Linked DNA regions of Homo sapiens: region 2 is linked to region 1. Evidence: chromatin loops called from intact Hi-C (ENCODE). Cell type or tissue: mammary epithelial cell. All regions are shown on one strand. Links, peaks and the distances in the headings refer to the core of each region. The heading gives the core; the rest is flanking DNA. Region 1 has its middle 39 kb from the start of TAS1R2. Region 2 overlaps ARHGEF10L (Rho guanine nucleotide exchange factor 10 like).

What was found. A loop is a pair of places that touch in the nucleus more often than their neighbours do. Peaks named below come from ENCODE experiments on the same cell type or tissue, not always from the same donor. Only the 100,000 strongest peaks of a DNase experiment are listed, where the experiment ranks them.
Region 2: it touches region 1 in a loop (5-fold over the local background); 3 of 110 quality-filtered maps call a loop at or near these places.

The regions. Positions count from the first base shown.
Region 1 is chr1:18,817,893-18,823,260 of GRCh38, reverse strand. No RefSeq gene overlaps it. Among named protein-coding and RNA genes, the nearest start is that of TAS1R2, 39 kb to the left of the region's middle. RefSeq lists a silencer at 2,182-2,360 and enhancers at 2,539-3,048, 3,049-3,558, 5,255-5,368. In mammary epithelial cell, for the core only: a CTCF peak has its summit at 2,303 (motif pointing right); no DNase peak of the experiment used is centred there.
Region 2 is chr1:17,650,781-17,656,148 of GRCh38, reverse strand. It overlaps ARHGEF10L (Rho guanine nucleotide exchange factor 10 like), which reads right to left. Exons shown (of 29, transcript NM_018125.4): 23 at 1,427-1,513; 24 at 47-270. Among named protein-coding and RNA genes, the nearest start is that of LINC02810, 64 kb to the left of the region's middle. In mammary epithelial cell, for the core only: a CTCF peak has its summit at 2,196 (motif pointing left); no DNase peak of the experiment used is centred there.

The DNA of each region.
Region 1 (5,368 bases), core at 369-5,368:
AGGACACAAACTCTTCCTGTCCTGTATGTAGTGGTGAGGAGCAGTGGGGAGGGCCTTGGACTTGAAGCTGGTGTCCCAGGGTGTATCCTGCTGCAGCCACTTGGGGTGTTGTGATGTTGGGTAAGCTACTGCCCCTCCCTGGGCTTATCCTAGCTGTAAATGAAATAAGAATAATCCATCACTGCAGGGAGATGTCTCCAGGCTACTTAACACACAGTAGCTACTATTATCATGTGTCTTAGCTTCAGATGCTATAACAAAATATTATAAACTGAGTGGGTTATAAACAACAGACCTTTATTTCTCATAGTTCTGGAGGCTGGAAGTCTGAGTTCAGGGTGCAAGCATAGTTGGGTCCTGGTGAGGGCCCTCCTCTGGTTGCAGATTGCTGACTTGTTATATCCTAACATGGTGGAAAGAGGGTGAGAGAACGCTGTGGGGTCCCTTTTAGAAGGGCACGAATCCCAGCCGGGCTTGGTGGCTCACGCCTGTAATCCCAGCACTTTGGGAGGCTGAGGCAGGCAGATCACCTGAGGTCAGAAGTTTGAGACCAGCCTGATCAACATGGAGAAACCCCGTCTCTACTAAAAATACAAAATTAGCCAGGTGTGGTGGCACATGCCTGTAATCCCAGCTACTCAGGAGTCTGAGGCAGGAGAATTGCTTGAACCTGGGAGGTGGAGGTTGCGGTGAGCCGAGATTGTGCCATTGCACTCCGGCCTGGGCAACAAGAGCAAAATACTGTCTCAAAAAAAAAAAAAAAAAAAAAAAAGAAAAGAAAAAAAAAAAAGGGCCGGGTGCGGTGGCTCACACCGGTAATCCCAGCACTTTGGGAGGCCGAGGTGAGCAGATCACGAGGTCAGGAGATGGAGAACATCCTGACTAACACGGTGAAACCCTGTCTCTACTAAAAATACAAAAAATTAGCTGGGCATGGTGGTGGGCGCCTGTAGTCCCAGCTAATCGGGAGGCTGAGGCAGGAGAATGGCGTGAACCTGGGAGGCGGAGCTTGCAGTGAGCCAAGATTGCACCACTGCACTCCAGCCTGGGTGACAGAGCGATACTCCGTCTCAAAAAAAAAAAAAAGAAGGGCACTAATCCCATTTGTGAGGGCTCCCTTCTTATGACCTAATCACCCCCAAAGACGCTGCCTCTCAATACCATCACATTAGGGATTAGTATTTTAACAGATGCATTTTTGGGGGACATAAACATTCAGTCCATAGCATCATGACTACTATTATTGTGAATTCTTAACCCCAACGGTCCATGATATGTATGCATTAACAAAAGGGAGGCAGGAATAGGGGTTGGCCTAGAGTTGAACTTAGGAAACTGGTAGAGTCCCCAGGTCTCCTCTGCCTCCAGGCTCCCTAGATCCTCTTGATCTAAGAGGGGGAGCTTCTCAGACTCTTTAAGGGCTTATCTCAGCCACTTTTGCCAGGGATGTGAAAAGACGGCCCCTGCTCCGCTGGAAAGAGTAATTCTTAACCCAGGGGAAGGAAGGAGCCAGTCACGCGAGAGGCAAGAGCTCTGGATTGGGAACCAGAAGACCTGGATCGATTCTTAGCCAGGCTGTTGGCTCCAGTGACCTTGGGCCCGTCACCCCTCCTCCCTGGGCCTCAGTCTCCCAATCTGGATCAGGTCATCTCTAAGCTAAGGCTGCTTCCCATCTGCATTCAGTCCAGCACAGCAGGACCTCAGCATCTCCCCATCCACCTGTGGCCTGGCCTTCCTCATCGCTCGTTCCGTTTGCTGTTTCTTGCCTCGGCCTCCCTATCTCCGTCCACAGCCCTTCTCACAGGGCGTCAGGTATGTGTACCTCGGTGTGGCTGAGAACAGGATTCCTGCAGCGGGCCTTCCTGTCCAGGGCAAGGCCTGGTGTGGGCAGGGGACCTGCGAATCCCATCACTTCACCCCAGCCTGCCTGCCTCCTGGGCGGCTCCCCTAAATCAGTGCCCTGCCTGTCAAAACATGAAACACAGTCAAGATATGAACCAAAATGAGGAGCTGGAGAACAAGAACTCTATGAAATCGCTATGATCCTCTTCCCTGGGCCAACCAATGGACCCCGTCACTCCCTGCCTCTGGGCCTGTTTCCCCATCCACGCAAGGAGAGTGGTCCCTAACTTGGACACAAATTTTCCCGGTGGTTCTGAAGACCAGCCTCATTCTAGTTCACTGGACTGGGGATGTCCCTGTGGCCCAGCTTGTTGTCAGGATAGCGGCCACAGCCCAGGTCCTTCTGGAAAGCTGATCCGAGAGCCAGGTGTGCGCTCTCTGCAGGGCACTTCCAGAAGCTGACAGCAGATGGTGCTGTTGGCCCCATTCCTGTGCAAAGGGAGGCTGAGCCGCTGCCAGGGGCTCCGTGCTTGGAAGTGCTGGGCAGGGCTTGAAGTCCCGTCTCTTCCAGGCCCAAGGCTGGACGCTTGGGTAGACACACACACACACAAACACACGATGCAGAGACACGGAGGTGCATGCGTGCAGGCTGTTCCCGTCTATCCAGAGTGTGGTGCCAAATGCCAGCCCCGACTGTTAACTCACCCAGTGTGTGTTTCTGTGTCACCTCTACGGCACGGGGTCTGCCAGGCTGCAGGTGTCGGAGAGAGGCAAGGGCCGAAAGCAGGGCGGTTTGTGTGGGTGAATGCAGGCACACAGGTGCTAGTGTCTGTGGTTCGTGTGTACGCAGTGCCCACGGAGACCCGTGTGTGCACGCGGGTGTGCGAGGGGGTGCGTGTTAAGCACCCCAACGCCGTGTCCCTCTGGGCGACTATTTGGCTGTGTGTGGGGAGATGTGTGCGTCTATGACTGTGCATACAGGCATCTGTGCTTGCGTGCACACGTGTGTTTGGTACGTGCGTGTGCTTGTGTGGTAATCACAACCTTTTGGCTGGGCTGATGGGACAGGAAGCAGGAGGAATGATGAATGGTTTGAGTAGTAGGGAGGGTGTGAGTAGACAGGCTGGAAAGACCAACCAACCTCTTTGTTAGGAGGGTGAAGGCTGAAGCAGGTGGACCCAGTGCGCAGAGACCCTGGCCCGGATCGGGGAGGGGCGCGCCAGTCCTCACGAGCTGCGGGGAGATGGCACTGCCACTCTCATCACGGGTTAAATGAGTGTCCTCGGCACCAGGCACTTGCTGGGCCCTTTCCACTCACACACACTCTCGTCTAACAACCCTTGACGTCCCCACAGTACAGAGGAGGAAACTGAGGCTGGGGGAGGTAGAGGAACTTGCCTGTGGTCAGTCAGCGAGGAGGTGGCGGAGCTGGGTGTTGAACCTAAGTCCAGCCCCAGGCCCTGTCAGCAAATCACCTTTGCCTCAAGCCAGCCTGGCAGGAGGGAGAGACGTGGTGCTGGTGATCACCGGTGGGGAGAGGCAGGGGAGAGTGGCAAGGATGAGAGGAGGGAAGGGAGCCCGTGACTCCTGGGGCAGTGGAAAATCCTGGCTTGGGAGCTAAGTGCTCCCTCAGAGCATTGGCCTCTGCCCTTAGCTGTGGGGTCAGCCCCTCAGAGCCTCAGTTTCCCTATCTGCCAGGCAACGGGCTCGGCCCAGGCATGCTATGCCCTGACAGCATGCAAGAGACCTTGTTGGGCACTGCCCCTTCCCCATTAAACAAATGTTTATTGGGCATCTACTATGCGACACTGGGGGGTGCCATGGGGAACAGGACAGGCCAGCTCTCCACCCTCATGAAGCCCAAACTCCAGTGCACAAGCCCAAATTCCCACAATAAAGGGAAGCGGGGAAGCGCCGAGACTGAAGTAAGTGAGGTAAGTGCTGTGAAGAATGGCCGGGGCGACTGGACAGACAGGGGCTGGGGCCGCTTGTGGCCAGGGAGGGAGGCTGTCGGGGAGGGGCAGCCGCAGCAGGTTCTGGGGAAAGCATCTTCCGGACAGAGGGATGGGGAGGGGGCAGGAGCTGGATGGGGCAGGGCCTCTCAGGATTTCATTCTCAGGGCAACAGGACGTCACCCAGAGAATTTAAGCAGGAGAGGACCCGATCTGATTCGTGCTTGAAAGATCACCAGATGCAATGTGGAGAATGCTCTATGGGGACCAATGACTGCAGAAGGAGACCAGGATGTGGCAGGGATTCTATAAAAAAGCCACCCTGAGCCGGTGCGTTTAGGGCACGGGGGGCCTGGGAAGCTGTGATTTGAACTCCGTACCGTTGAGCAAGCCCTCTACCTGGTTTCTCCCTTCCCCTTGGCCCCACCCTAAAGCAGGCTCTTTCCCCGGCTTATTTTCTTATGCCTGGGGTGACTTATTTTACCACTGTGAAGCCTGGGAGTGAGGTCTCCAGGCATAGACCCTCTATCCCAGCTCAGGGCTCGAATTCTAGCTGGTCTGTTATTGGCAGGATGACTTCAGTCAAGTTGCTTCTCTGAGAGCCTCAGTTTCCCCATCTGTAAAATGACGGTAATGATGCTTCTTAGAGCACCTGATGGTAGCAGTGAGGATGAAACAGGATGGAGCAGGCGAGGGCTCTGTGCAGTGCCTGTCACATCGTCAGAGCTGTTGTGATCTTGCTGATCACTAAGTGACCCATATGGCCTGGCACAAGTCACTGAAGTCTCTTAACGGCAGTTTTCTCCCTGTAGAATCCCTGAGAACTGGGAAAGCCTGTAACACATAGCAGGCGCTCAGGATGCTTGTGTTGGGGAGTTGCTCCAGCCTACCCAGCCTTCTTTGGCTGGGAGGCAGGAACCAGTCCGTTCTGCAGAGAGGTGGCTTTGGGGGCAGGGGTATGGCCAGGAGGGGGTCAGGCTCACGTGAGGTCCCATGGTCTCCTCCTCCATCTCCCTCAGCTCCCCCCCACCTCCCTCAGCTCCCCCTCCACCTGCCTTCCCTCCAGCCCTCCCTCCACCCTACACTGTGCCCCAGGGAGTGGGCATTTGGAAGTCTCCCAGTGCCCCTTCCCTTCTCTGATTTGCATGTTTAGAATGTATCTGCAGACGCATCTCTCTAGCACGGGGCCCAGCCTTTCTGCCTCCCTCCCTTCCTGCCTGCGTCTCTGGGAGCTGAGCTATCTGCATGCACGAGAACCGAGAAAAGCAGGTCCACCCGGCCCCTCCTCTCCAGAACCTTCTGAGATGCCCCGTCCCTATCCCTGCTGCCTCAGCCCTGCCAGGACAACAGTTCCATCTGGGGGGCGTTGGGATTTCTTTTTGCACACCCGCAGCTCGGTCTGCACCCGTGGGGGCTGTCTAGCTCAGCGGCTGCCGGGTGGCACTCTCAGATCACAGGCCTGACATTTCAGCGCTTGTGTCTCTGTGCCAGGCAGGCACCAGCCCGAGCAATCGATTCTCTCTGCATAATCGCTCAGCACCGTCCATAACATTTCATCAGCCCCCATTGGCCCT
Region 2 (5,368 bases), core at 248-5,247, 1.2 Mb after region 1:
CCAGCCCTGCAGAGGCTGCTCTCACCCCTCCTTCCGGGCCCCTCACCTGCCATCCTGGAGCCCGAGGCAGATGGTTGGATGCACCGTGGCCGAGGGGTCAGCAACTGTCGGGCTCTCGTCTCTGCTCTCCGCCTCCTCCTCCAGCTCCGGGATATACTCCATGCAGAGCACAGGGGCTGCCAGTGGGAAGGACTTGACGGTGCGGGGCGAGGGCCGGTTCAAGGAAAAGATTTCCACCTGGCCCCCTGCGCCTTCCTGTCCGCCCCCGACCTGGGAGCAGAGACCCAGAGAGGCCATCAGGTGGGAACCACAGGAGGGAGCAGAGGAGGACCTCAGCCCCTGCTTTCCCAAGGACCCCATCCCCTGAGAGAAGCATCCCTTCTCCTGCCCACACACATCCTGCCTTCACAAAGGTCATTTATCCCCAGCTGCCATGGCAACAAATAAGCTTCAGGGCCCACAGGAAATCAGGTAAGGAGCTAAGGTGGACTAAATACTCAGTCAGCTTTCTATTTCCTCCTCTGCAGGGTGCATTTCAACCAATATAAAGTAAACATCTACTCCATCCCTTTAAAATGCCCTTCTCTGTGTTGACCATTGTTTTACCTCTGTGTCTAGCATATGATAGATACATACTCAATATATTCTTGTTGGATGGATGGATGGATAGATGGATGGATGGATGGATGGATGGATGGATGGATGGATGGACAGATGATAGACAGATAGATGGAAGGATGTATCGGTGAATGAATGGATGGGTGGGTGGGTGGATGGATGGACAGATAAATAAATGGATGGATTAAATATATATTCTTGTTGGATGGATAAATGGATAGGTAGGTGGGTGGGTGGATGGATAGATGGATAGGTGGGTGGATAGATGGATGGATGATGGATGGATGGATATACCATGTGCTAGATCATGGGAAATGATGAGGAACAAATCACTCTCAGAAGGGAAGCAGCAATGACAGGGCACAATTTGCAGCACAAGGAACATAGTGGAGGGTACCTCACTTGAATCAAGGGAGGCTTTGCCAGGAAGCCCAAGGATAGAAAGGTGGGCTGGAATGTCTGCATGAGTAGGGCACTAGCCAGCCCTGCCTCCTGACTCCAGGGGTGAAGATCCTGAGACCCAGGTCCTCTGCACAGCTCCCCCTTTCACTTCCTTCTCAGCCCTGTCACCATTTGCAAAAGGCACACTCTCTTTTTAGCTCCCTGGTTTTCTGTTGCCCCAGATGAGGTTGCACCTCCCAACTCCAAATGCAGTGCCTGGCACCAGAGGTGCCCAGGAAGACCTTGGTGGATGAAGCTGCATGAGATGAGGCAGGCAGCTGCTGTCTCCAGCACCCCCTCCCAGGTGCCGCTCTCCCTACTCCTGTCCTGAGGCCAGAATGCCCAGCTGGGCAGGGGGGTGACTCACCCAGAGGTAGCCCTGTGGAAGGGAGGTGCTGACTGCTGAGAAACCCAGCAGGGGACAGTTGACAGGACTGTGGACCAGGGCCCCAAGCTGCAGAGACAGAGACGGTACATGTGAGGTTAATCATCAAGGTGCCCAGATGCCAATATTTGGCAGATTCCTGGGCCCCATCCAACTCTCCCTGGATTAGAATCCCTGTGGGTGGGGGCCAGGAAAGCAACATGCTTCACGAGTGCCTGCTTCTCCAGGCAGTTCCTACACGCTCACATTTGTTCTTCCTTTCCTAGAACCTTCCGGCTAGAAGAGGCCTGCAAGAGGCTCTGTATCAGCCCAGGGTCTCTGAAAGTGAGCAGCTTTCAGATAAGATTTCTTGAAAGCCACCCACCCCTCCTTATTTTACAAACAGGGAAATGAGGGTCACAGAGGGCAGGTGACTACCCTAGACCACAGAGGAGGTGAGTGGCAGGGCTGGGCGGCTTGTGAGGGCCACGCACAGAAACCAGGGCTCAGCCTGTCACCGCTGTCACCAGTAACCACCTTCCGCCTGCTCCCCCCTGAATCAGCTGCCACAGACCCCATGTTGGGTGGCCTCTCTCTGAGGCCTGTCTCCTGAGCTAGACCTGGTCAGTCCCTCTCTCTGGCCAGGACAGCAATTCTAGGAAATGGCCTGGCCCACTCATGGGCCACACTGAAGGAGAAGACAGAGTAGAGACTGCTCTTGGCTGGAAGGAGGATGCAGCCGACCACTGGGCCCTTTTCCAGGCAGCTGCTGCCCTCTGCTGGTGCTAAAGGCCCCAGCCGTCCCTGGACCCATTGTTAGAATATTCTAACAAAATTTCTAATGGCCATGGGCGAGGGCCCTAAGAGGTCACCTCATCCAGCCTCCTCATTGCGCAGATGCCAACTTGAAGGTCAGAGGGAGGCGTGCCTGGCTCAATGTCACACAGCATGTTAGTGGCAGAGTGAGGGCTAGAATTCAAACCTTCAACATCTGGTTCAGGGCTCTTTCTATTCTGGTTGAATTTTACCCCAGAAGCCTGGCTGCACACCAGAGGCCTTGGCACTCTGGGGCCCCAGTTCTGCCTGCTGAAAAAGTGTGTCCTCACATTCAGAGCAGGGGGCTTCGCTAAGCCCGGCCTCTGGGCTCCCTGTCTTCTCTGCTTCCTGGTGGCAGCATCTAGTTGAGGGTGCATGCCCTTTCTGCTGGGCTGATGCTCTCTCTGCTCCCTTGGTGGAGACGAGGCCACGGCAGCCCCTGCTGAGGCATTTCCATGGCAACTCCAGTGGGCCCTGATGTCAGCTGAGTCAACAGAGCCGGGTCGAAGATGGTGGAAAATACTCAAATGGCTCCTCTCCTTCACAGGCAAGGCCCTAGCCCCTAAATGTCTTGCCTGTGCCAGGAAACTGGGAAGTCAAGGCACCCTATGCAGAAGAGAGGAGGGGAGCACGAAGCTGTGAAGGGAAGCAGCTTTAGGTACAGCCAACACGGCTCCAGCCCCAGCTCAGTGGTTACCATCTGGATGGTACTGAACAAATCAGGTCCTCACCTACAGAGCAGAGACCCTGAAATCTCTCAGGATGGCCGTGGGGACTGGAGAGGGAAAGTGTAAAGCACCCGGCCCAGGGCCAGGTACCCAGTACCCTGCAGCTACTAAGGCTTACCAAGGGCCTCTCATGGGATATTCTAGCACTTCACACACCTTAGCTCATTTCATCATCAGAGCAAGGCTATGAGGGCAGAGCCATCAAGGATGAGCAGGAGACAGGGTACACGGCCAACAGCAGTTCTGGCTGAGGTTGGTGAAGGTCAAGACACAGCCCAATGAGCTTGTGAGCTTTGGCCTAAGCAAGCCTGGCCACAGACCCCCTGTGGGTCTGGGCTACACCCCTTAGGCTCCCAAGGTGCTCGAGTTTTAAAGCATCTCAGAGCAGGCAGCACCCCCAGCCCCATCCCCAAGGCCCTGTCCCCAGGTGGGCTCTGAGACTGACCATCAGGGAAATGGGTTTGCGCTGAACCCTCCCTGCCCTCCTGCCACCCCTCCAGAGACAGCATTCCCCCTTGGATGGAGCCAGGGGTCCAAGAAGAACCTTCGACACCGTAGTAGTCAGGCGTTCAGAAATGCCACAGAATAGACTCCGGTGTCCTCACCTTCCTGGGGACCAGGGTGTCCTCAGGTGTTTGCTTCTGTTTCTTGACCCCTGAGCGCACCCCATGCAACTGGCTAAGCACTTGACCCAAATCATATCCTTTAATCCTCAAGGTGACCCAGTCAGGAAGGTGCTGTGACCACCCTAGTTTAAGATACCATGAGCTGAGGCAGCATTCCTGATGTCACACTGTTGGGACTCAATCCAAGGCAGGTGGCCCCTGCTGATGCTCCTTCACACTCCCAACTGATTCCCTTGAGTCAGAAGGCCTTGGTGTGGCCCAGCGTGGGCAGGGGCCACTGTCAGCACAGACAAGAGACCTACTCCTGCCTCCTGCCCCAACACCCCTGATCCCTTGAAGGAAAGAACCCAACACATCCTCATCCACTGGTACAGAGTGCCGACCCTGTCTACACTGTGGCCAGCAACTCCCTCTGCCCAGCCCAAGCCCTCCCTAGACAAATAGTCTGGGCCACTGCTCGCCATGAGGCCAGCCAGAGCTGGAGTCACCCCCTGCCCCAGGACCACCTGGAAACGTGGTGAGCTGGAAGGGGGCCTGGGCAGAGGTTCACACAGTCACATCTGCTTCTGCAGTAATTGGACAGGGCCTTGGTACTCCCAGGCCCTATTTCATCAGGCTGCCAGCACACAGCTGATGGGGCACATTTGTCTGGACTGGTGGTGGGGTGGGGTAGGGTGTGGGCAGAGGGGGACAGCGATTTGAGGCCTAGCTAGTGCAGCCAGGCAGGCTCTGCTCTGGCTTCTGGGAGCTCCACAGGCCCCTTACCACAGAGAGTCACTCGCCTCCCTCCACTAGCCCTGGCGCTCCTAAGGAGACAGTGAGCCGGGGCCAGCAGGACTGAGGATGCTTCTGGCCTACATATTCCTGGGCCCTGAGAGCTCGCACTGAGGAGGTTCGTGGGCCCTGGTTCCCCAGGTTCGAGGTGGCAGAGGCTCCCCACCTGGATGGGGGTTTCTTTTGGGGAGGCCTTGGAGGCAGTGGCCAGTTCTGTGACTCCACCACTGGGGTCTGATCTGTCAGGGCTCAGCCTGCATCCTGTGCTCTCAAGAGACCCAAGGCCCTGGGGGAGACAGGAGAATCCAACGCCCACCATAAAGTCACCCAGGGCCAGCCTTCTGCAGGGATGCGCTAAGGCCAAGCTGGCCGCAGGCACAGTGGGCCCTGATACTCCCTACTCCATGGTCGCTGCCTCCAGCCCAAGGCCCCAGGGCCCACAGGTAACCCCCCATCTGGCATACGCCATCTATCACCAGTTAAGCCTGTCCCACCCCAACACATCCCCAATGTGTCCACCTCCCTTGCCGACGGCCTCCACCAGGGCCAGGACTAGGGTGATAGACTGGGGCACCTAGCTTGGGTACAAAATTTAAAAGGGCACCAAAAACTCAGTCACAAAAATGTATATATATAGAGAGAGAGTAAGGCAACTTTAAAAAAATCAATATTAATGCAAAAAATCCACACTGAATAGTTATTTAAAAGTTTAAATACAGACAAAACTTCACCCTACACTTGCACGACCCTGGCTCACTTGCCTCACCCTAATCCTGGCCCTTTATGTATCAAGAGACAAAAAGAGCGGCCAAACCACAAGGAAAAATTTGCTGATTTGATTATATTTACGCACTGCATTAAAATAGTATTTATCTTAATTATTGAGATTTTTGACATCGGCTGAAATTTTGTGCCTGAGGCAAAGGCGCCTTACTCCAGTCACAGCCCTGGCCTCCGCCCACATCAAGTCTTGCCACGTCTCAGCAGGACCCTGAGCTGAG